Linked DNA regions of Homo sapiens: regions 1, 2, 3 and 5 are each linked to region 4. A link is a loop called in an ENCODE intact Hi-C map of the cell type or tissue named here. Cell type or tissue: mammary epithelial cell. All regions are shown on one strand.

Region 1 (5,000 bases), 460 kb after region 4:
GTGGTAGTGATGATGAAGAAGAGTCCACAGTTATAAGTGTCAGTGAAGACATGAACAGTGAAGGGAATGTAGATTTTGAATGTGATACCAAACTATACACGTCTGCGCCCAACACATCTCAGGGTAAAGATAATTCTGTCTTACTAGTTCTCAGCAGTGATGAAAGCCAACAGTCTGAAAACAGTGAGAATGAAGAGGATACTTTATGTTTTGTTGAAAATAGTGGCCAAAGGGAGTCATTAAGTGGAGACACAGGAAGTCTGTCATGTGACAATGCATTGTTTGTAATTGACACAACTCCTGGAATGAGTGCTGATAAAAATTTTTACTTGGAAGAGGAAGACAAGGCAAGTGAGGTTGCCATTGAGGAAGAAAAAGAAGAGGAAGAGGATGAAAAAAGTGAAGAAGATTCATCAGACCATGACGAAAATGAAGATGAGTTTAGTGATGAAGAAGACTTCCTAAATAGCACAAAGGCTAAACTGTAAGTTTTTCCTTTATTTTTATAAGTTTTTGATACATGTATTTCAAGTGGTTAATTTACCATAAAAATATGAAATGTTAGCCTGGGGAATGAGAAAATCACTGCCTTGGGTTCTTCATGGAATGGCTCATTCATTTGACATTATGGAGCCAGGTGTTGGGTGTGCACCTGTAGTCCCAGCCACCCAGGGAGGTTGAGGTAGGAGGATCACTTGAGTCCCAAGAGTTCAAGGCTGCAGTGGTCACTACTGCACTCCATCCTGGGCCAACAGTGAGACCCTGTCTCAAAAAATAAAATAAAATGATGAAAAATATATTTATTTAGAGTTTTTTTTCAGGAATTCCTCATAAAAATAAGATGCTTTTTTTTCTTTATTGTGGACAATACAAGGGAAGAGAAGAATAAGTGATTTTTTAAAATGCCATCTTATATGTTTCCATTTTGATTTAATTACTTGATCTTTAAGTGATGATTTCTTTTTCAGTCTGAAGTTGACAAGCAGCAGCATAGACCCTGGTCTGAGTATCAAGCAGTTGGGTGGTTTGTATATTAATTTTAATGCAGATAAACTACAGTCTAACAAGAGAACCCTAACACAGATCAAGGAGAAAAAGAAAAATGAGGTAAGTTAATTGTGCTGTTAGGTTTTCACAGAACTAACCAATCACTTTTAGAAATTAGTCCTTGGTAAAAGACTTAATTTTCCTACAGTGAAACCACATTGGCCTAATGTGTTAGTTTTTTCCTTCTCTCTAAAACAGTCATTTCTTTTTACAATAAAATCCTATCTATGAATGATAATGCTTTAAAAATAAATCAATACAGGGTCAGTGTTCCTCATCTTACACCCACCAATTATGATCCCAGGGGTTTTGTTTTTTTCCCTTTTCTTGCTATACTTTTAGTTCTTAAGTTCTTAACTAGTGTAGACTGTTGAGAATCTGAAAGCTGTGAATGCCTGCCTGCCTCTTCCACCCGGAAAAAAATGCACATGTGCATATAGACATTTTACATATAATTTCAGAAGGAATTACTGTTAAGGTAACTTTACCCAAACCCTTAGCTTTAGCCAACACCTTGCACTGTTTTCTCCTAAATCTATATTTTCTAGCCTTGATGCTTCTCACTGTCACTTTCAGACCTTTAAATCCAAGTACCTATTTGTTCATTTAGATGTCCTCAGGTACTTGACGTCACTAATTCCCCTTTCCCTGCCTGAACCAGGAATCCTCTTCTTGTATTCTTTTTTCTGGCTAATGAAACCAAACTCTCTTTTCCTTTTGTAGTCAGTCACCAAGCCTCTAGGGGAAGATATTTCTCTGCTTCCTCCTTTTCAAGCGACTGTCACCAGCTAGTGCAGGCCTTTGCTTCTCATCTGGACTACTCCAGTGGCTTCCTTATTGATCTTGTTTTCATCTTGTTCTTCAAGCCATCCTCCACACTTCTAGATTTCTCTGTCTAAAAACACAAATCCGGCTGGGCAAGGTAGCTCACATCTATAATCCCAGCACTTTGGGAGGCTGAGGCAGGAGAATTGTTTAAGCCCAGGAGTTTGAGACCAACCTGGGCAACATAGCTAGACCACATCTCTCCTCCCTGCCCCAAAAAACACACCACACACACAGATGTGACAGTATTCTCTTGAATCCTTCAAAGTACCTCTCTACCCCACCCAGCTGTCATCTGCTCTATTCTTGCCACTGAAGACTACTGTAGTTGCCTGAACTTACCCTGCTTTTCCCCAAGCAAGTGCAAAATAATTGATCGTTGCCCTTGGGGAATATTTTACCTCCAGTCCTTCTCACAACCCCTCTGTTTCCATAACATCTAGCATAGATCTGATTCATTGTTGATCATGTGATATATTAACTTACCATCTTTTCTTTATATTCCTAAAACAGGGTTTTTCAGTCTCAGCACTACTGATGTTTTGGGCTGCATAATTTTGTTGTGAGATGTTCCGTGCATAGTAGGATGTTTAACAGCATCCCTATCTTTTGCCCACTAGATGTCAGTAGCATTCTTCCTTATCCTCACCACCACCAAAAATGTCTCCAGACATTGCCAGATGCTCCCAGTTGAGAACCACTGTCCTTGAATGTACTACAGTACTTGACTCACAGCAAACTCTTAATCATTTGTTAAGTAAATATCATGCCCCCTTTTATGAGTGATAGGAAAGCCTAGACGGCTACCTATACCACACAGAAACATCTAGGCCTGAACCTGAATTGTGTGCCTGACTGTTAATTTCTGAGTTGATCATTTCAAATGTCAGTCCCAAATTAATGCTTGTACTATATTCCTGTAAACTATTTTGAGGGCTACAGAGCAGTCTTACTTGGTTCTTGTACTGAGAAAAATACTAATTAACCTGAGGTTCCTTTAGTCACACAGAGTTTTAGGAGAATATAATCATCCTAGTCAAGTAACAAAAGTACAGAAATCATTTAGGAAAAGATAAACAGATTTGACTGCACAAATTTATTTATTTATTTTGGAGAAATGGCGTTTTCTTATGTTACCCAGGCTAGTCTTGAACTCCTGGCCTCAAGTGATTGTCCTGCCTTGGCCTCCTAAAGAGTTGGGATTATAGGCATGAGCCATCGTGCCTGGCCTTTTTTTTCTTTTTTCTTTTTTTTTTTGGGAGGGAGCTGGGTTTGGGGGGAGACAGGGTCTCACTCTGTCACCCAGGCTGGAGTGAGTGGCACAGTCATAGCTTGCTGCAGCCTCAAGCTCCTGGCCTCAAGTGATCCTTCTGCCTTAGCGTCCTGAGTAGCTGGGACTACAGGTGTGTGCCACCATGCCCAACTAATTTCTTTTCTTTTTTTTTTTTTTTTTACAGTCAGGGTCTTGCTATGTTGACCAAGGTGGTCTAAAACTCCTGGCCTCAAGTGATCCTCCTCCCTTGGCCTCCTCAAAGCACTAGGATTATAGGTGTGAGCCACTTTGCCAGGCTGACTAAAAATTTTAAAACTTACAGAAGTTTAAACTGTTGAAAAACTTATATAACATTCTGACATTATTTTAAAACCAATTTTATGTTTTTATAGCTTCTGCAGAAAGCCGTCATTACACCTGATTTTGAAAAAAACCACTGTGTTCCACCATATAGTGAATCAAAGTATCAACTTCAGAAAAAACGCAGAGTAAGTACAGTGACTTAATTAAAATGCTTAGATATGTTTGGCTATATATTTTCAGCTTATACAACATAACTGCACAATTAAACTGTATCTGTTGGTCTATATATGAGTCCAAAGAAAATAATTACAGATTTCTAAGGGCTGTAAAATATAGTACCATAAACACATTATGTATAGATTTTCACATCTTTGCAGCCACAATAGTGCATCTATAAGTAGAGGTTTTTTAAAAAAATATATATATATATAGATTACTTCTATCTGCCATTTCGACTAGTTATCCAGAGAGCTTGAAGGAAAGTTGAGGATGGTATTCTAGTAATGTTACTGTAATATGGAGCACCCTGGCACATGGTAGGCACTAACTAAATACTTGTTGTATGAATGAAACAAAATTAAATAACTTGTAGGAGTTTTCTAAAGAATAGTATTTTGTTTTATTGTAGAAATAACACAAGGTTCTGGATCCTTGTATGAGTGGCATTCTGAGACTCCTGGGTGACTGAATAAAAATGTTTACATATAAGCTCTAGAAACGAAAGTGTTTTTATACATTTTCTTACTGCATATAGTCTGTTTTAGACAATAAAAATTGAAGTTGTGTGTTATTCTCCCAGCAAGTCAGCAGTTACTCTCTGAGACAGAAAATAGATTTTACGGAGCCCTCATTTATGAAACTGATAATCCTGTCCCTAATTTAGCGGAGAAGTCACTTTTTGTGATTTAATTCCTTTTATCTCTATGATTCTGGATTTAAGTGCTTTCAATAAAGTAACCATTTGTTTTTAATTTACAAAATTTTCTGTATGTGTTACTTCAGGGGAAATGAATTATAATGTATACTCTTAGCTGTTAGAATGTTTATTTTTGAAATCATAATTTCAGAAAGAACGACAAAAAACAGCAGGGGATGGCTGGTTTGGTATGAAAGCTCCAGAAATGACAAATGAACTGAAAAATGATCTCAAAGCACTGAAGATGAGAGCCAGCATGGACCCGAAAAGATTTTACAAGAAAAATGATAGAGATGGCTTCCCCAAGTACTTCCAGGTATGAAGCAAACAGAATAGTGGTGATGATCTGTGAATTTTAGTTTGGAAAGCACTGTAGTGTTCTTTAAAGTTTACTCCTAAAATAGAGGATATTTCCATTGTGCATGCCTAATGTATGGAACATATCTGCATAGGCCATATAAGAATGGCCATTACCCAATTCAGCCACTAACTTTTAATTTGATCACATTTAGAGAGATGGTGTTACAAATGGTTTCCAGGTCAGCTAAAACCTGTTGAACCTATAAAGTTCACTATGTGAATGTATGAATAGTATCAGCCTAACAGCAAGAGTCCATACGGGATAGGGGTAAAAGG
Region 2 (5,000 bases), 88 kb after region 4:
ACCCACATGGAACATGCACACTTGTGATCAGTCCCTTCACCTCAGGGAACAGGATATCTGGGATAGGCTTTGCTTTAGACATGAGGTTTTTGTGACCATCATATTTGGTTCTACTAGATACAACCAAGTTGAGTGCAGTTTGTGATTTAAAAAAAAAATCACACTGGAAGAATTTTTACTGCTGGGCCTACCATTCATGCCCTCAACATCCCTCCAGAAAATTCTTAGTGGGGGCCCATTCTGTATTAGATACAGACCTAACTAATGTAGTACTGTGGAACTTTCAATCTAATTAGCATAAACACTGCCAAAAACCATGGCACCAAAACCATAAGTGCCACAAGAATAGTATCCTATGTACAATATGATGTCAAATAGGATGACTAATTTTCTTTCTTTTTTTTTTTTTGAGATGGAGTTTCACTCTTGTTGACCAGGCTAGAGTGCAATGGCACAATCTCAGCTCACCACAACCTCTGCCTCCTGGGTTCAAGCGATTCTCTTGCCTCCGCCTCCCAAGAGCTGGGACTACAGGCATGCGCCACCACACCTGGCTAATTTTTTGTATTTTTACTAGAGATGGGGTTTCTCCATGCTGGTTAGGCTGGTCTTGAACTCCCGACCTCAAGTGATCCACCCACCTCGGCCTCCCAAAGTGCTGGGATTGCAGGCGTGAGCCACCGCGCCCGGTGGATGACTAATTTTCACTGGAGCGAACAGAAAGGCTTCAGAGCAGAGGCAGGATTCTCTATCATGGAAGGAATGAAAAATATTTCAATAAGCAGAGTGGATATGTGTTAATATATACTGTAATTATAAAATAACAATACCACATCATCTGTCATACATGCTTCATTATTAATGCACTATCCAGTTATGCCTTTGATTTCTTGTTTGTGTGTCTGTTAGTCCTCGTCCTCCAAAACCATGATCATGAGCCACTTTAGTGAAGAAACATTTATAGGTAAAAAACCTAGTTGGCTTATAAGATGATTCAGGGCACATGCTGAGTCAGTGTTAGAGGATTTGGTGGAGATATTGCCCCTTATTTTTTAGTTTCTTTGCCAAACACAGCCATTTATCCCACATAGCAGATGTTTGACATTCACCCTTTCTCAGTTAATAATCATATTTACTTATAAAAATGACCCAGGTGTGGTAGCTCATGCCTCTAATCCCAGCACTTTGGGAGGATGAGGCAGGAGGATCCCTTGAGGCCAGGAGTTTGAGACCAGCCTGGGCAACATGGCGAAGACTCCATCTCCACAAAACATAAAAATAAACAACAGAGCTAGCTGGGTGTGGTGACACAAGCCTGTAGTCCCAGCTACTCAGGAGGCTGAGATGGGAGTATTCCTTTAGTCCAGGAGTTCAAGGCTTCAGTGAGCTATGACTGTGCCACTGCACTCCAGCCTGAGCACAGAGCAAGGCCCTGTCTCTCTCTAAAACAAAACAAAACAAAACAAAAACATCTTCCTTTGACAATGTTTTCAAATATATTTCTCCTAACGAAGAAGGGTGAAGAATATGACAGATATTTAATCTTTTTGAAAAATATTTAAAGGGAAGATGCCATTAAGTGATTTTTCCAAATTCCCTTTCCATAATTTTACCCATTAATCAGCTAATATTCATGGAGTGCTTATGTGTCAGCACAGGTGACAGGAAAGGTATTCTTAGTAGAGTTGGTAAGTGTTACTAATATATATTATATATAAATGCAGTGTTTTGTTTTCCTCCATACATGATATGATGTGTGATCCAACATCTAGATAAATGTTTTATTTTGGTTGCGGCTTCCTCCACCGTGTTGATCAGTCCCATGACTGAAGGAGCACTTAATGGTAAGAAGCAGGTAGCGTGGTTAGGGGACATGCGATCAACTAGCATCTACTGAGCACCTGCCATGTGTCGGGGACTGTATAATAGCTGATGTTTTGAGTAATTTATTTGGTTTGCTGAAAGTGACAATCAGTTGAAGACAGAAAAGAGTGGGGGGAGTTTTAAAGTTAAGCACAAAACGTACTTTTGTTTTGAATGGGAGAAGAAGGGTGGAGGAAGACGGCCGACAAAACAAGTTGAACACCTGAGTCTTGACTGGAAGGAATTCAAAGTGCCCACCTGAGAAATGTCTAATTAAACAAGGACAGAGAACCTGCTCCCTGCAGGAGGGTACAAAAAGTCACTTTTCCTCTAAGTCGCTCTGCCCGCCCTGCTGCAAGTCAAAAGGGCGACCGACGCGGCCGCGGTTGGGACAACTTCAGGCCGGGCGCAGCTGACCGCCGCGTTCTGCGCGCGAGCGAGCAGCCGCCCCAACCTGCCGCGGTCGCCGACCCCGCCCCCCGGGAGCGCGGGCCAGGCCAATGGGCTGGGCTCCAAGGGGCGGGGCAGGCGGCCGGCGCAGCCGTGGCGGTAGCTGCAAAGGCGGCGGCCGCTGTGGTGGTGGTGGTGGTGGTGTCTGTGGCTGCGGCTGCCACTTGGCCGGGCGTCTGCGGGCCGTGGGGGATGGGGGCGGCGAGCTCCAGCCCTCGGCGGTGGCGGCGGCCGTAGGTGTGGGGCGGCCGTCCGCGTCCGGGACGCGGGATGGAGCGCCGTGGTGAGTGTGAGGAGGTGGCGCTCGCTTCGGCCGCGGCGGTGGTGGCTCCGGGCTGGGGTCGCCCGCGCGGGCGCCGGCTAGTTGCCGTCCAGGGTCCGGCAGGGGCTAGGGGCGCGCCCGGCGAGGCAGGCGCGGACGAGCGAGAGGACGCGGGCGGGCGCTGCCGGTACGCCGCGGACCCCGGGTGCGCGCTCTGAGTTGTGTGACGCCGGCGGGCAGCAGGGGAGAAGCTGGCCGGGTGGACTTTCCTCCCCTTACAGGACTCCCCGAGCGTGTCTCAGCCCCGCTCCCTTTGCTAGCCACCAGCCCTCATCGCCTCACTGCGGAATTCAGGGGCTCCTTTACCCTTACCCCATTGGTTTTCTTCACCGGGTCTCAAGTCCGTCTTTCTTACTGGGGATGCTTTTTGGAAGTTTGGTGACGTTTTCTGAAATTTCAGTCTGACACATGCAAAGGCTGAGTAAAACAGACATCTCATGTTCCATATTTACTTTTTCTTATTGCACTTCACCTCACCTAGACCCTGGCTATTTATTACTTTGGGGGAGGGAGATCTAAGGTTGTAAAACACCGTCTTGCGCATTCTCACCGTGTGCCCCTTCTGGAGCGTCTCTGTCGTTCCCTCCCACCCTACTCCTCCCCTTCTCTCTCCCCACTCATTACTGCCTGGTCTCGCCCTTCCACCTTTTCCCAGCCATGGCTCTAGGGCAAGTCGTGTGCTCTGCAAAATAGGAAGGGACAAGCTGGGAGATTGCACCTACCACCTAGAGAGCGGACCCCTGTGCGTTTGTTTCACTAGGTGTCCCAGGACCCGGTCTGTGATAGAAACCCGGTGTTCCCAGGGAGGATCTTGCCTTGGTTTAAACAGAGCAGCCAAGGACGTTCCTCCCTTGTCTTTCAGCCCCTCTGATTTGTCCTAGTTTATCTCACCTTTTCACCACCACCACCCCTCTTTAAAAACCAAGGGTGGCGTTCCACATTGTTTTTTTTGGATCTTTGACATCCTCTGTTTTCTAAAGATGGATCTTTTTTGGGCGGGGGATGGAGGGGTTGGCGGGGGGAAGGGGAATGTTAGGAGATGTTTTATGAAAGTTCTAAGTACCTTTTTGTTCTACATTTACCTTTTTCTTTATTAATCTTTGGGAATTAGCTTCGCTTCCTCCTCATTCAGTTTGGGAGAGGAGATTCCCCTTTCAAGAAAAATACTTCAAAATTAGATATGAAAGTGAATATTCAGAATGAGTGAATCACAACAAAATTATGGGAGTCTTGGAGATTAGGTCCCTTTCTGTAGTGATTTCTTTACGCAGTTTGCCAGAAATGCTTATTTCAAAATGCCTCCTTGTTACAGGAACTGTGTAAGTAAGCAACCCTGATGCTTAAGCTTCATGAGCTTTACAGTATGTATACAGTTCTTGTCTGATGATTCTGAGAAGAGTTTAAGAGTGAACTTGAAGAAAATAGAATAGACCTGAGTAGAAAATGTTTTAGTCCCCAATTTGGCAGGAAATAGAACTTTGGCTGAGATGTAGAAAAGCGCTGCCCAAGAATGTATAGTGGTTGGTCATTACTGCTCCCCTTACCTCCTTAAAATAGTGTATCTACCTCAGTTGTAAGCACCTTCACTTCCTCACATGTAAAGGCTCTTGACCTAGGAACATGGGCTTTTATAGCCACTGCTCTTGGTCCCGGGGGTTAGTATAACCACATTGAACAAAGTTCATGCCCAGAAGTCACCCTAAAGAATTTTCATTCTCGTGTCACTTATTCATTCAGCATTCACTAAGAAAATTTAGTCTGATCCCATTTTGTGGTAGACAGTCCTGTAGAACCTTTGCATCTTCGGTAGCAATAGACAATATTGATGGGGCCCAAGGTATAATATCGTGAGTTTCCCAAGTATGTTGAATATCCTATGGGAAAGTAAAGGGATGCTTTATTTTTAGTGGAGGAAATGAAAGGCTTCTCGCAATTTCCCCCACACCTACACCACCACTGCATTCCTAGGCAACGAAATTCTTTTGTCATTTAAGATTAGGTTCATATTCTCTAGAATTTTATGTAAATGGAATCATACCAAAGATATACAGTGTGTGTGTGCCTGGCTTCTTTCATTTAGCTTAATGCTTTTGAGATTCATCTATGATTTTTTCCTATGTCATGGATATGTAATGTTAAATAGTATTCCATCGTAAGGCTGTACCACAGTTTGTTTATCTGTTGATGGAGTTTGGGTTGTTTTGTTTTTGACTATCATGAAAAAAATTGCTATGCATTTGTATACAAGTTTAGGGGTGAATATATGTTTTCATTTCTTTTGGATGCATACAAAAGGAGAATTACTGGGTTGTATGTTAAATGTACATTTCCTGTGTAAGAAACTGCCAGGCTGTTTCACAAAGTG
Region 3 (5,000 bases), 270 kb after region 4:
ACATTGCAGATTCTCAGTATGCATTCAGGGAACAACTTAATCAAGACAAGACCATCTGACTTCTTGTGAGTTACATGCTAAGAAAGAAATGTCGACACCAATAGCCCTCACAATGATAGGAACAGGAGGTTAAAGAAAAGGAAATAGATGCAAATAGCAATATAAGTGCTTTAACAAATCTATACAGGAGGACAACCATCATATTCAAATTTTCAAACATTCTTAGTTCTGCTCTTTTGTGGGTAATGGTTTTTTTTTTTCCTCTTCCAGGAGAAGAAAAGAGGCATATTATAGAAATTCCTCCTCCCCCAGCATTACTTGTCACAGAATTGTAATTGGAAGTGATTTCCCTGACTAAGTTATTTTGGCTGTCTGTTATTTTCTCTCTTCCTCCTTGCTCTTCCCTCAGCTGGCCATCCTGTGTGTTTGGAGAGAGCCAGAAAGGTTCAAGGCTAGGAATGTTTCTCTCTCTCTTTAAAGCTCTTTAATCGTCAGGCTTTCTGATCTTCAAAGCAGGCTGTAGCCAGTGTGACCCCACTCCCTCGCCTCCCCATGCTGGAGAGTAAAAGCCTGGAGTATTTTTGTCATTTTGAAGACTTGCATATTTGGACAGCCTTGGACATCTGGAAAGTGTGGTCCTCACTAGCTCTGCAGGGATAAGAGCACGTCAGCACTTCCAAGCTCTCTGGCGCCCCTACATCTGGACACGTTGAAAAATTAACACCAGACTCTGGAGTTAAGCAAACATTAAGTTTATAGGCCTCCTTGCATTTGACCATTTCCTGGGACAGCAGCCCTTATCCTGTGACTTTCTGTGTGTAGAGTTGAGTCTTTGCAGTTGGTCCTCCTCACACTCTCTCAACTTTGTGACTCTCTGCAGTGCTTGGTCCTGGATAAGTTTGAAAGCTACAATGATGAAACTCAGCTCACCCAACGTGCCCTCTCTCTACTGGAGGAAAACATGTTCTGGGCCGGAGTGGTATTCCCTGACATGTATCCCTGGACCAGCTCTCTACCACCCCACGTGAAGTATAAGATCCGAATGGACATAGACGTGGTGGAGAAAACCAATAAGATTAAAGACAGGTGATGTTTCAGGAAGGGCTCGCTGCATTTCTCCAAAGTCAGTGGGAAATTACATTTGGTAGAGAGAAAGGGATTGAGACTGGACTCATAAATCAATAAAATTAAGTTAAATAAGAAAAAATAAGATATTTTATAAAGCTCAACAAAGAGTCCTTGAATGAAAGCAATTACAGAGTCACATTGTGGCTAATATTCAAAACTGAGATTTAAACTGAGGACTAGGAAATAGAATTGGATCCTTTTGAAGCGTTTAGGAGAAAGATTTTAAGAGAATGAGTTCCGAGTCACCCTGTGGTCGGGAGGTGTGAGTGAGCTATCCAAGCCCGTTCCCATCCTTTGTCCCTCTGTGTCTTCTCAGGTATTGGGATTCTGGTCCCAGAGCTGATCCCGTGGAAGATTTCCGGTACATCTGGGGCGGGTTTGCCTATCTGCAGGACATGGTTGAACAGGGGATCACAAGGAGCCAGGTGCAGGCGGAGGCTCCAGTTGGAATCTACCTCCAGCAGATGCCCTACCCCTGCTTCGTGGACGATTCGTGAGTCTGAAGTTCGCGATCCTCCTCCATGACACGCTAATGGGGGTGCTGGAGTGGGCTGGGGTGGGCTGGGGGTGCCCTCAAGGCTTCCATGTCTTTAGAGAGAGCCCCAGGGACCAGAGCCAAATTGGAGAGCATGGAGCTCTGACTGAGGAACCTGCTTCTCCCAAGCTCCAGGCAGGCACAGATGAGTCAGTGCAGTGGTGGGAAAGGGAAAAGAGTTGATGTTGTAGCTGGAAAAGGGAAGGGGAAAATTAAAGCAAGGAAAGTGAGGCTGGGGGAGGGGACAAATTCCCCACTATGTAGTATGTTTGGTATGTGGAAGGGTTCTGGTCAGAATGTTTGCCCAATGATTGCCACATCAGCATTCATTTTGGACTCTGTATGGCCAGTAGGTCTGGTTCCTGGGAGCCCTGGAATAATGCAGCCCCTTCCCTAACTAACATTTCCATGATGTATGCTCAATGACAAGGCAGAGGAATGTGTTGGATGAGCTCAGGACCTGCCTCCCTGGACACTCCCATCCCAGGCCTGTATATCTGTTGACCAGGAATAAGCCAAGCAAGCAGCCTACTGTTTGACTGAATATGGATTTGGGGGGTGGTAGAGAAAGGGCCGGGGTGGAGGGTTGGGAGGCTCATTTGTCATTATAGATGGGGTCAGACACACTACCAAAACAGCAGCAGAGATCTACAATTGAGTTCACCTAAAACTCAGTGTGGACACAGGAAACCCTCTTTTAATAACTGTCCAATGGGTTTTCCAGCCTCAGCTCTACAGAAAACTTGAGATAACAGTGGCCAGTCTGCAGTTAGTTTGGGTTCGGACAATAGGCAGAGCTGGGAAATGGAGCCAGGGGCGAAAGCCCAGGTCCACTTTAGGATCAGGACGGGAGTGGCTGGTGGGGAAGTGAGGTGGGTGTGGGGAGGCAATAGGGAGCTGGGTCATTTGGTATGGGAGAGTCCTCTGGTGGCTAGTCCCAGAAGTGCATGCTTTACGAACATATGCTTCTCTCCCTAGGGCCACCTTGAGTGAAACCCTCCCATGCTGGAATTGGGCCCTTTCAGTGACAACACACAACAGTTTTCAATAGATAATAATCCCAAGGGCTTTACTAGCACATGAAACACAGGGAAAACGTGTAAAGTTCACAAGAAAGTCGTTCCAGTGTATCAAATCTATCCTGTTTGCCAGGTGGATATACCAGGGTCTCCTCCACCTGTGCATGGCTGGTGGTGGGTCCAGTGGCTGTTGGATAACTGATGTATTGATGGATCATTCGCCTTCTGAAAGTGCCAAACTGATTAGTTATTTTGTGTGTCTTTTTGTGTAACTAGGGTTTGACCTTCCAGGGCAGACTGTGCTGGGGCGGCTGACCCCTTGGGGAGCCAAGTTATTGCTCTTACCACCACCACTTGCCCTTGTCAGTCCTCCACCCTCTTGGGTTTCAGTGTCAGCATGTAGCTGTCTACTCAGATCCCATCCACATCATCAAGTCTGCAGTTTTTTCCTTGCAAGGCCTTACAGGGAAGATCTTTGACATAGAGGATATAATTTTATTGACACATTTTACTTGCAGAGCATTCACCCGGGCTAACCAGAAAGCCAGCACTCTGCTATAAACAAAAAATAATGCTTCAGGGCTAACATGGAATGTGTTAAAAGATTCCAGCCCATTAAATGTCCAGGGGAGGTTTTCCTGTTTTCCTTTCCCTCCATCTGGGCTTTGTTCTCAACACATTCATTCAACAAACATTTATTCTGCCTCTACCAGGTACAGAGCACTCTACTATTCTGCTTCTCTCCTTTTGCTTTAGTTTCATGATCATCCTGAACCGCTGTTTCCCTATCTTCATGGTGCTGGCATGGATCTACTCTGTCTCCATGACTGTGAAGAGCATCGTCTTGGAGAAGGAGTTGCGACTGAAGGAGACCTTGAAAAATCAGGGTGTCTCCAATGCAGTGATTTGGTGTACCTGGTTCCTGGACAGCTTCTCCATCATGTCGATGAGCATCTTCCTCCTGACGATATTCATCATGGTAAGCCAAATGGAGAAGGCCCAGAAAATCTTGAATACTTTGGTTCCTTTCCCCTTTCCTCCTGTTCATGTGCCTGGATTAGTCATGTGGCCACCAAGGAGAGCGTGACATCTAGCTTCCCAGCCCTTCCTTTTAGCCAACGTGGGAGACACTCAAAGAGACGAAATCTCCTGAAGGAGCCACTGTATCACAGCATCCTCCCATCTCCCACTTCCTGCCCAGGGGTCCATGGTCCACACAGACTTCCCAGTCCCATTCCGTGACCATCTGGAGAAGCTGCTATTAGCAGAGCCCTGCACAGGGTGATAGTGTAATTAAAGTGGTCTTCTCTTTCCAAACACAGAAAAAATCAGTTCAGGGAGTGTTTTCCTGGGCTTACAATTTTAACTACTGGCTAGAGTTGAAATGGGGAAAGCCTTTTGCCTTTTCAGTAGCAGTAGGGGAGGAGATCTGGATTATTTACTTATCATCATCATGGTCACCTCCTACATGGCTTCACCAAAAAACATTCTGCTGCCTGAAAAAGCTCCAACACCTCTCTCTCTTTTAAAGGATGGAATTTGGAGTCCATCCTTCCTCAGTGATAAGGAGTTTTTATAGCCACAGGCAGCATCTATTGGTCTGTCCTCTGCAAACTTGCAACTCCTCTGAGAGCTAGACTTGGAAATGAAACATTATTTTGCAATGCGCTGCTATCCTTCATTTTTAGCTCCTCCACCGTAGATGATAGTTTGTACTTGTTAAATGATAAGGATATAAATTTAGGTCATTTTTTATATTTTATTGGGTGGAATTTGGTATAATTTTTAGACTTCAGGCTTTACAGGCTCCTGAGATGGACTGATTGAGCTTGTTCTACTTCTTCCCCATCATGATAGGAAGTGCTGTACCACACTAGGCAGTGTGTGTAGTGACCACAGACTGGCTGAGTGTCTCCCATCCCATGCTGGCCCATATCTGGTACCCACCTGATCCACAAATGTTCCATCAGATCCTGTTCAAACAACACATCTCCAGTTAAGCCAAATCTTGCCCTTTCTCCTTACGGTAAAATGTACTAAATCTGAAGGTTTTGTCTTTTTAATGTTGCTCCATGATCCAGTGATCTGTGGCCTTGGTTATGCTCTGTGCTAGAGTCCTAACAAGACAAATGCTAAGGTAGAGGTCATTCTGCTCAAACAACCTGACCCCACCTGGATGTGGGCTTACATTTGCAAAGGGCACCAAAGTTCTAAGAGATGAGGGGAGGAGCTGAGCCCCTTGTCCTTATCTAGGTTTCCCTTGTTCTTTCCCATCCCTCAGTCTGCTTCTTTTCCCAGTACCAACATGTTTGTGTCCT
Region 4 (5,000 bases):
GGGAAGGATTTCCTTTTCTTTTCTTTCTTTCTTTTTTCTTTCTGAGATGGAGTCTCACTCTGTCACAAGGCTGGAGTGCAGTGGTGTGATCTTGGCTCACTGCAACCTCCACCTCCTGGGTTCAAGCAATTCTCTTGCCTCAGCCTCCCAAGTAGCTAGGACTACAGGTGCGTGCCACCATGCCCGGCTAATTTTTGTGTTTTTAGTAGAAACGGGGTTTCACCATGTTGGCCAGGATGGTCTCGATCTCTTGACCTTGTGATCCACCCACCTTGGCCTCCTAAAGTGCTAGGATTACAGGTGTGAGCCAACGCGCCCGGCCAAAAATGGGAAGGATATTCTTTGTTTCCATTTTAGAGGTTAAAATGAGATTTTATCAATATCTCTTATATTGCACTTCAAATTGTATCACACCTAAAGTCCACTTCCAATGCGAGGTTTTTCAGGTGCTTTTTTCAGGACTCACACCACCGTTTACCAAGTGCTTAGATGACATTGCTAAAGGGCTAGGAGAACAATGAAGGTTAAAAGCAGGTGGCAATAGACACTAAAATCCTGCCCAAAGTCACAGTCGTGGGTAGTGTGAAGTAGGGGTGTGTTGGGGCTCAGAAATCAATGCCTCAAAATGAAGGCCTTGGAAGCACCCTTAGAAGCAAAACCGTTTCTCTGCCCTTCCGCCCTATCAGTGCCATACTTGCCCTAGGCTAGTCATAGAAACTAGAATCCCTCTGCCCCCAAGGCAGGTCATAGAAACCAGAATCTTTTCTCCCCAAAGCTAGTCATAAAACTGAAAAATACTACTTTAATTTTCCCTCCACTTTTCTGCATAAAAACAGGCTATAAAGAAATTATCTGACCCACCTTGTTTGACTATGAGTCGTATAACCGCCCCCCCCATTCCAGACAGGGTCCTGCCCCATACCCAGAAGGAAGGAATGGTGCTCAGGAGGCCAAGAAGAATCCAGACAGACAGGCTTTGCTGGGCGTCCCCATTCAGTCTATTAGCATTGGATCATACTCTTTTCATCCAGTCATATTTCTACATGGCTGTCCATACTGTGGTGTACCTAAGCATAAAAATGGACAATTTCTCTTTTATCTTTGAGTCTTCATTCTGAAGGCGCCCATATATACATGTTAAATAGATGTGTATGCCTTTTTTCCAATTAACCTGCTTTTTGCTAGTTGATTTCTTCAGAGAACCTTCAGAGAAACAAGGGGAAAGCTCTCCCTCGGCCCCTGCAGTGGCTGGCCTTCAGTCCCAGCTTCACCCGCCAGCTCTGTCACTGACCAGTCACTGGCCCTTGGCAGTTCCCTCTCTGTGCTTCAGTTTTCTCTTTGGGAAATGAGGATTATGGTAAAGGGCTTACCTCTTTGTGGTGCGAATGCACATGTGACAAAATTAGAGCAGCACCTAGTGTGTAGAAAGCTTAGTTACCAAGATGGCGGGCACTTCCATTTACGAACCAAAGTGCTGCTGCTGTGAGGAAATAGCATAAGTATAGTTTATGTTTTCTTTGGCTGGCCAGCTTTAACTTTTTGTGGGTTTTTTTTTTTTTTTTTTCTGAGACAGAGTCTCACCCTGTTGCCCAGGCTGGAGTGTAGTGGCGCCACAATCTCAGCTCACAGCAACCTCCACCTCCCGGGTTCAGGCGATTTTCCTGCCTCAGCCTCCTAAGTAAGAGCGTGCCACCACGCCCGGCTAATTTTTGGTATCTTTAGTAGAGACGGTTTCACCGTGTTGGCCAGGCTGGTCTCGAACCCCTGACCTCGTGATCCACCCTCCTCAGCCTCCTACCTTGATTTCCATTTTTGAGGTTACAATGAGACTTTATTGTTATTTCTCATATTACTTTATATTTGTAAATTAATAAAGCAAATTACATATATTTGCTTTGTAATTTGCTTTATTAACTTACAAGCAAAATTAATAGAAGTGATTTTTATTAATAGCCGTGATTTTTCAAAGAATCACTAATAGCTATGATAGCAGGAAGAGCAATTCCTGGAACCACAGGCGTTATCCTGTATCTGTTGTTTCTCCCAGTTTTGTAACACATCACAAGAGGGCGCGAGAAGACGCCTTTTTGAACACAAGCAAGCCTCAGGCTGAAAATTTTGTTCTTTAAGCGGTACCAAAATAGTCACAAGATGGTGCTAACAGATTCCTTTTGAAAACCTAAATGGGCAGTCTCGATTTGGTTATTGGAATTATATAAAAGCTAATACTGCAGTTATCACTTTAATTAGAACAATACAATTCACGAGGTCAAGGGCAAACTTTTCAGTTCAAACGTAGACCAAATAGTCTCTGTTCTAGATCTAATCATAGCAAAGGTTTTGGAGTGAAAGTTTCTGTCTCTATTAATCAAAGTTTTAACAAAAAATATATTTTAAAAAATCATACTTAACAGGTGTTGAGTTAGCAGCCCTATTTCACAGAAAGGATGGAGTTCTTGAGGTCTGCTCTAAAGATCCCCTGCCTTGAGGAATGACTGTGAGGGGGAGCTACCTTGGGGAGTTCTGGTTTCTTTTCATTACAAGTTTACTCCTCGGCAAATTAGAGACTTGCTGAAAGAAAAGTAACAGGTCATCTCTGGAGTCCTGGATTTTATTCAAAGAAGAGCATGAAACATGATTTTAGACAACAAAAATAAAAGCAAGATTTTTTTGTCGTGTCTTTCCTTCTGAGCCTGAACTTACCTTCCCGTGGGGCGGGATGGCCCCCAGCAAGTGGAGAAGAATGAGGCTGAGGGACACATTCAAAGCAGAATGCATGCATAGCTTTTAAGAATATGATACAACAGCCTCAAGAACAGGAACTTGGGGTCATTCAGATGTCCTAACAGGAGGAATCAAATAGTGGCAGCTCCTTCAAATCGGTCGGTTCCTCTACTATTTCACTTTCTCCTTTTTGTATTTATGTAAAGAACAGGCTTGAGAATTATCATGCAATACTGAAGTAAGGAAAAGCTCTGAAGTCAGGAATGAAGGAATCCCACTTTTGTTACGTCAAAATTGCCAGAAGCCTAGACTAGAAGCAGGAGGGGGAGGAGAAAAGAAGCTAAGAGGGAGAAGGAGGTGATCAGGATTGAAAAACCACTCTAACCAGCAAGGTCTTAGCACCCTCTCACTCAGAACTCATATAATTCTCAAAATAACTCTACCAGTTTGGTGCTTTTACCTACACTTGACAGATATGGAAACTGAGAATGTGAGAAGGTAAGTCACTTTTTCAAGGTCACGCAACTAGTAAGGGGTGGAACCAGGAGTCAACCCAGATAGCTAAGAAATGCCAAGTATGTGGAATTTTAATAAAAGCTGACAAGGAATCATCCAGAACCTTTCATATTTACTCTGTGGCAGTTGTTGTCAGAGGAACATACAGAAAACAGGTAATTTGCTCTTCATTGCTGTGACTGAGGGGCAATGACCACGGAGGATACAGATAGGACTATAGTCTCTTCCCAGGGAAGGGAGTCTGGCTCTTCTCTGGAGGGCCCGGGATGCTGGGTGGTTTCCAGTGTAGGATGGAAGAAGCTACTTCCATGTTCCAGGCTGCGGCCTACCCAGCAGAAACTGCCTGGCTCCTTCCAAGGTGGTAGTTTCCCTCTGCTGTTTATTGATGTGCTATAAAAAGAAAAGTGCTTGTAAGCAACGCAAGTGCATGAACAACTTAATTAAAATAATTAAAGTAATAGCTTGTGAAAAAAAGTAGTAAAACTAATTATTATAAAGTAGCTGTGTGGGAGGATGAAAATTGCTGACATTCTTTAGGTCTAAGCTGCTCTGTTTGGCACAGAAAACACAGACAGTTTAACTATATCCTCAGAAGGGATCTGAGGTTCCCCTCTCCCAACTTAGATTTTAACTCTCCTGTTTCTCAGTTTTTAATTTCCTCCTTGGCAACAACCACACACGAATGACCCTCCAGTTCTCACTCCGAGTTGTCCCTTCTAGTCAAGCATCTGACTTTTTTTTTTTTTTTAGAGGGAGTCTTGCTCTGTCGCCCAGGCTGGAGTGCAGTGGGATGATCTCATCACTGCAACCTCCGCCTCCCGGGTTCAAGCAATTCTCCTGTCTCAGCCTCCCAAGTAGCTGGGATTAAAGGTGCACCCCACCATGCCCAGCTAATTTTTGTATTTTTAGTAGAGACGAGGTTTCACCATATTGGTCAGGCTGGTCTCGAACTCCTGACCTCAGGTGATCCGCCTGCCTTGGCCTCCCAAAGTCCTGGAATTACAGGCGTGAGGCACCGCGCCCAGCTGCATCTGACTTTTTTTTTTTTTTTAACTCAAAGAAGTATAAAAGTTTAGAATCTGAGAAGCTCAGTGCTGAAGGAACCTGCAAACCTGCTGGTAAAATTATCTGTAGGATGCGTGGCTCCCTTTGCAAACGTTCCCAGAGTGTTGCCACTTGATGGTTATCCAGCCTTTGCTGGAGCCCTTTCAGTGAGGACAAAATGACAGCTGTGGTAGCTCTGGCTGCTGTCGAGCGCCTTTTTGTTTTAAGTTACACTCAGTCCTTTTAGTGCCCCAGTATTCCTCATTCTCTGCTTCGAGGCCGTAGTGAATAAGGAAACTGCCCCTTCCAAATATTTGAAGGAAGAGCGATGTCAGCTCATGCCTTCCCAGTGTCTAATTCAATTGCCAAACCAGCCAGGTGTTCCACGCACAGGAGTGGAGCTCCAGCTGAGAGGTCCCACAGTTTACCTAGGCTCAGCCATGTTTACCTGAGATGGGCAGATGCAGCCCGGCTGAGAGCAGGGTCAGAGTCAGCTGAGAGGAGCCACAGTCGGAGCTGAGGGAAAATCGGTGAACATCAAGCCCAGACCTAGAATAGGGAACAGAAGAAGGACATCAAACTTGCTAGCTCAGAGCATCAAAAGTAGAGGAGAAACAGAAAGAAGGGTCCAGAAAGGCAGTTCAGAACTAAGACCATGAATGGTCAATTTGTACAGGAGCTCCCCTCTCCAGGGTGAGTCACGCACATCTCATGGC
Region 5 (5,000 bases), 98 kb after region 4:
AAAAAATTTTAAAAATTAAGTCTGAAAAATAATTGTGGAAGCAGGTAATCAAGGAGCCTTGGATTCTTATGTTTGTATTTTTAAGGTAAAACCTCAGAGCCTAATTGGCTTCATTTCCCCCAGAACTGTTTGCATGTGAGAAATGACCCTCTTTCCTTTCTCTATCGGTGGGTAGTCTCTATCACCTCTGTTTGTCTCTTTTATCTTCCTTATCTCTCTCCATCTCATTTTCTTTCTCTGCTTCCCCTTATCTCTGCATATTTCTTTCTTCTTTCCCTCTTGTCTTTCTTTCTCCTTTATTGTTGTCTCTCTTTCCTTCTCACATATTTGTCTCTCCCTTTGTCTCTCTTTCCCTGCTTTTCTCTCCTCCTTGTGAGCTCCTTTCTCTTTGTCACACCCCCACCTCCATCCATACACCCTCTCTCTCCATCAGGAACTTGTTCATGATTTTGTCAGTGATGCTTCCAGTTCCATTTTAGTCAGCAACACAGTCCTCTTTATTAAGGGAAATGGTGTATAAGTGCAAAATAATATATTTTAAAATAGACTTAAGAGGGTGTTTGAGGTTGAGGGACTTCCTCAAAAATTTCCTTCCAAAAACCTTACTTATGATTGAATCGTAGTTGCACTGTTCAGCCTCCCCTTGGCCTGGGGACTCCTTTGTCTCCTCTTATTAGTTTGCTTCAGTTCAGGCATCATTGGCTTCCATGGTGAGAGTCCTTGGCGCATTTTTCTTTTTCAGCACGATTAGAAGGAATTTTGGTTTTTGAGGTTTCCTATTTGTGGCAGGACCTTGTTACTATTATTTTGGGGATTTGAGGGGAAAATCTGTGTAAGTTGAGTCCAAAAAATCCAGTATGGTGCCAAAGTAACCAAGGAGCTGAGTTTTCTTATTTATCTTTTCTAAGTAGCACCTGAGGAGCCAAATTTGTTGTATTTTCTTAGCATTGTTTTTCCTGTAAGGGTTCAAAGATATGTCTATGTAAGATGTCCCTCTTCTCTTTCTTTGTCAATGAGTTTTTCTCTTGCCCCGCTACCCTACTTTTGGTTCTGTCATGCTCACTTACTTTTCTGTTTGTTAAGTGGGTAGTCTCTCCTTTTATTTTTCTTCCTTATTTTCTCTTTTTGCCTTCACTTATTTCTGCCTTCCTTGGTTTTCTTCCCTTTTCCTGTGTCTGCACCTCATTTTCTTTCCAGTTTTCCTCAGCACATTCTCCTGTGTCTTTTTCTGTTTCTCCCGTGTGTGGTCATTTTTCTCGCAGACCCCAGCGCTACCCACAGTCTCCCTCCCTGTGTTTTTTCCTCTGTTTCTCTATGAGTTCTTTCTGAATGTTCCAGCACTGAGGTAAGTGCCATCGCTTGTTCCAGCGAGTGGTGTGATATAGGGACTATGTGCTTTCTAGCCCTGCTTGCTATAATTATTCCATCTTTCTCAGACTTTTTTTTTTCTTCTCATTATGAAGTGAGTTTGAAAGTGCAGCTAAGAAAGAAAGGACCGGGCACAGTGGCTCATGCTTGTAATCCCAGTACTTTGGGAGGCTGAGGCGGGTGGATCACCTGAGGTCGGGAGGTCGGGAATTCGAGACCAGCTTGGCCAACATAGCGAAACCCTGCCTCTACTAAAAATACTAAAATTAGCTTGGCGTGGTAATGGGTGCCTATAATCGCAGCTACTCAGGTGGCTGAGGTGGGAGAATCAATTGAGCCCGGGAGGCGGAGGTTGCAGTGAGCCGAGATCACGCCATTAGACTCGTCTGGGCGACAGAGCGAGACTCCGTCTCCAAAAAAAAAAAAAAAAAAAAAAAAAATACAGATAGGCCTAAGTGGAAACTATTACCCTCCATAGAGGGCAGAGGGGCAGAGTAGATGGCTGGTTTTGAGGTAGTTCATTCTTCATTCAGACGTGTGGCGCCCTTCCCCAGGCCCTAACCCCTGGAAGAGGGAGGAAAAAGGCGATCCACAGAAGTGTCTCATAAGAAATGTAGCTGCTCATCTGGCCATTAGCCGCATCTAGTCCTCAGGTGACTTTTCTCTGAGTCGCTCTGCCTGTCCCCTGCAAGCCAAAAGGGCAGCCGACGCAGCCCGTGATGCTGGGACAGCGTCCGGCCGCGCGCAACTGACGGTCGCGTTCTGCGCGCGAGCTAGTTGCCTCCCGTACCTGCCGCGGTCGCCGGCCCCGCCCCCGGGAGCGCGGGCCAATGGGCTGGGCTCCAGGGGGCGGGGCTGGCGGGCGGGCGGTGCGGCCGTGGCGGTAGCTGCAGGGGCGGTGGCGGCTGCAGTGGTGGTGGTGCCTGTGGCTGTGGCTGCGGCTGCGGCTGCGGCTGAGATTTGGCCGGGCGTCCGCAGGCCGTGGGGGATGGGGGCAGCGAGCTCCAGCCCTCGGCGGTGGCGGCGGCCGTAGGTGTGGGGCGGGCGTCCGCGTCCGGCACGCGAGATGGAGCGCCGTGGTGAGTGTGAGGAGGTGGCGCTTGCTCCGGCCGCGGCGGTCGTGGCTCCGGGCTGGGGTTGCCCGCGCGAGCGCCCGCGAATTGCCGTCCAGGGTCCGGGAGGCCCGCGGGGCGGCCCCGAGTGGAAGCGGTGGCAGGCTGCGCTAGGGACGGGTGTCCTCGAGCCAGGACTGGAGTCCACGGGAAGGGTCCGGCCGGGGCTAGGGGCGCGCCCGGCGAGGGAGGCGCGGACGAGCTGGGGAGGACGCCAGCGGTGGCCGGGAGCAGACGGTGACGATCGTAATTAAAGTTAGCACACAGCGCGTACAACGGGTCCGCCTGCTGTTCTGAAGCCTTTGCACATTTTAACTCTTTTAATGTTCAGAACACTCCATGATTGTTCGACTCGGTTCACACGGGGAAACCGAGGTTAAAAACCTGCCCAAGCACACAGACTAGTGGTTGGCAGCGTCAGGACCTAAACCCAGGCGCTTTTGCTCCGGAATCCGTGCTCCTGATCACTATGGGTCTGTGTTCTTGCCTGGATTCTATTCCCGCTCCCACCTGCCCTGACTGCAGCCCTCACTCCAGTTGGGCTCTCATTCCTGAGATATTTTAGGATTTCCGTGGTGCATTTTCTCCTGGTCTGTGTTTTTTGGGTTTCGTTGAGAGTTTTCCTCAGTCTCAGAGGTTTGTCCCAGTTCAATTGTGGACGTGTTTTGGGGTTTGACAGTTTTAATTAAAAAAAAAAATTTTTTGGGGGGCGGGTGAGCTGGAGTTGGACGTTTCAAGGTGGAACCCTCGTGACTGACGAGCCTCTTGTCTCTATGTTTATCTTTTTAAAACTTTCTCAGAGGGTATTGGCCCCAAATGTTTTCGGAGGGCAGGATATTACCTGCTAATGGCAGGAGCTGAGCTCTCCTTCCCTTCTCTCCATCTGTCTCTGTGACTGTATCTCTTGTCTATAGTTTATCTTTTGTCCGTCGTTACCACCGTCGGCTGTCCATTTTGGTTGCTCCATTCTTCCCTCTTTGTTTAAATTCTTGGATGAGGAACTTGCTCTTTGGCAAAGAGTAGTTTTGGCTGGTCAAAGGAGAGTACTGCCTGCCAGGAATGCTAGACATTCTGGAGGGGTGGGATGCTGGGCAGCTTCCTCTTTTTAAAGCGTGCTAGGTTCAAACTGTACAGAAATGAAGTGCATGTGTATTGCATGCCTTCCTTTAAAAATTGTTTGCATAGTATTGATAAAACTCTTTCTCACATGTCCCTATTCTGTTTTTGTGGAGAGTGCTTTTTAAAACCATAAAGATTTAATCATCGTTTTAGGATGAGCTCATCTAATCTTTTTAGCATCTCAAAGTAGATTCTTGCCAAATCTGAAATTGTGCTGAAATAGCAGATTTCTGAAATATCTGGCAATTTTTCCTCAAGAAGAAATGGTAGAATGGGAAATAGTAAGTATAGATGTTTGGGGGCAGTTTTACACTTCAATTAGAGAGCCTAAAATGAAACTACTGCCGTAATGTGCATTTGGCAGGGGGCATGCGTGGGGCAGCGGACATTTGATTGACACAGGCTCCTGCAGTCGTGGGGGATAGGAAGTTTGTGTCTACATTTCTAATGCACACAACACTTAGATTTACAACATACAATGGAAGTGGTTTTGCACGGTAATTTTCTACTTGCTAGAGAATTCTTTGAGAAGTGGATAATACATGTTTTTAATATTGTTGGTTTGAAGTTGAAAGAGATGCACCAGAATTAGTGTGTCAAAAATATTTTGCACAAGTCTATTTGCACAGTTCAAATTTCACTTGGAAGCTTTTTAGTAGGTTTCCACAGAGTCAGTTAAGTTTCTACAATTGTTTCCAGTCCTGTATTTCTTGCTCACAATCCACTTATGTATTGTAGTGAAGCCACATCTTGTTCAAAAACAATTTCCCACAATAAAGCACTGCTAGTAATAATGACTTTTCTTTATGGTTCATCTTTATGATGAACCAGGCACTCTGCTAAGTACTTTGCATGCGTCATTACCTAATTAAGTTGCCAGTTGCAGTCTGTTAGTAACTAAGTTTTATGTTACTTCCAACAAGAGAATATTCATTTTCGCGCATGAGAAAGTAGTGTATATGATCTTGGAAAGTGTGTATTGTTCCAGCTTCTCATTATCATAGTTCATTTATGAAAGCTTGGGTTAAGTTTGTTATTTTAAACGTTTTTTCAATTGTAATGTTTCCTTTTTTTACTCTGGAATATGAAAAGTAGTAATATATAACAAAATCAGCACATTAATCATTATAATGCTGGCTAGAGATAGGGTATAATCCTTTTTTATAAGAGGAAAAGAGTTCCTCTTCTCCTTGCCATGTGTTTGATGTTGTTGTTGCTGTGTTTGTTTTTTGCAGATTTTTTAAGTCTTGTCTAAAAATGTTCCAGCAGTTTTGAAACACTTTGAAAGTTTGGGTTACTATTTTACATGTAGTTACTTAAAGTAAATTATTTCTGCTAAAATAGGTAAATTGTTTTAATGTCTTTAATTTTTGTAACCATCTTTACCAGTGACAGTGACCA

The links. A loop is a pair of places that touch in the nucleus more often than their neighbours do. Peaks named below come from ENCODE experiments on the same cell type or tissue, not always from the same donor. Only the 100,000 strongest peaks of a DNase experiment are listed, where the experiment ranks them.
Region 1: a loop joins it to region 4, with 4 times the contacts of the local background. A loop is called at or near these places in 5 of 110 quality-filtered maps.
Region 2: a loop joins it to region 4, with 5 times the contacts of the local background. A loop is called at or near these places in 74 of 110 quality-filtered maps.
Region 3: it touches region 4 in a loop (16-fold over the local background); 93 of 110 quality-filtered maps call a loop at or near these places.
Region 5: it touches region 4 in a loop (6-fold over the local background); 73 of 110 quality-filtered maps call a loop at or near these places.

The regions. Positions count from the first base shown.
Region 1 is chr1:93,871,752-93,876,751 of GRCh38, reverse strand. DNTTIP2 (deoxynucleotidyltransferase terminal interacting protein 2) reads left to right here. Exons shown (of 7, transcript NM_014597.5): 2 at 1-484; 3 at 969-1,107; 4 at 3,538-3,633; 5 at 4,516-4,680. Among named protein-coding and RNA genes, the nearest start is that of DNTTIP2, 5.0 kb to the left of the region's middle. In mammary epithelial cell, a CTCF peak has its summit at 2,480 (motif pointing right); no DNase peak of the experiment used is centred here.
Region 2 is chr1:94,245,161-94,250,160 of GRCh38, reverse strand. ARHGAP29-AS1 (ARHGAP29 antisense RNA 1) reads right to left here and starts at 2,293. Exons shown (of 4, transcript XR_002958338.2): 1 at 2,027-2,293; 2 at 642-748. It also overlaps a transcript of ARHGAP29 not described here. RefSeq lists silencers at 2,214-2,423, 2,444-2,533. In mammary epithelial cell, no CTCF peak of the experiment used is centred here; DNase peaks (open chromatin) are centred at 987 and 2,360; H3K4me3 peaks cover 3,010 bases; H3K27ac peaks cover 2,540 bases.
Region 3 is chr1:94,059,198-94,064,197 of GRCh38, reverse strand. It overlaps ABCA4 (ATP binding cassette subfamily A member 4), which reads left to right. Exons shown (of 50, transcript NM_000350.3): 12 at 881-1,086; 13 at 1,445-1,621; 14 at 3,439-3,661. Among named protein-coding and RNA genes, the nearest start is that of ABCA4, 59 kb to the left of the region's middle. In mammary epithelial cell, CTCF peaks have their summits at 685 and 2,586 (motif pointing left); no DNase peak of the experiment used is centred here.
Region 4 is chr1:94,333,142-94,338,141 of GRCh38, reverse strand. It overlaps ARHGAP29-AS1 (ARHGAP29 antisense RNA 1), which reads right to left. Exons shown (of 4, transcript XR_002958338.2): 3 at 4,733-4,833; 4 at 3,336-3,630. Among named protein-coding and RNA genes, the nearest start is that of ABCD3, 83 kb to the left of the region's middle. In mammary epithelial cell, a CTCF peak has its summit at 2,091 (motif pointing right); a DNase peak (open chromatin) is centred at 2,111; H3K27ac peaks cover 1,262 bases.
Region 5 is chr1:94,234,862-94,239,861 of GRCh38, reverse strand. It overlaps ARHGAP29 (Rho GTPase activating protein 29), which reads left to right and starts at 2,278. Exons shown (of 23, transcript NM_004815.4): 1 at 2,278-2,447. RefSeq lists silencers at 2,075-2,304, 2,315-2,554. In mammary epithelial cell, a CTCF peak has its summit at 2,877; DNase peaks (open chromatin) are centred at 2,191 and 2,751; H3K4me3 peaks cover 2,929 bases; H3K27ac peaks cover 2,976 bases.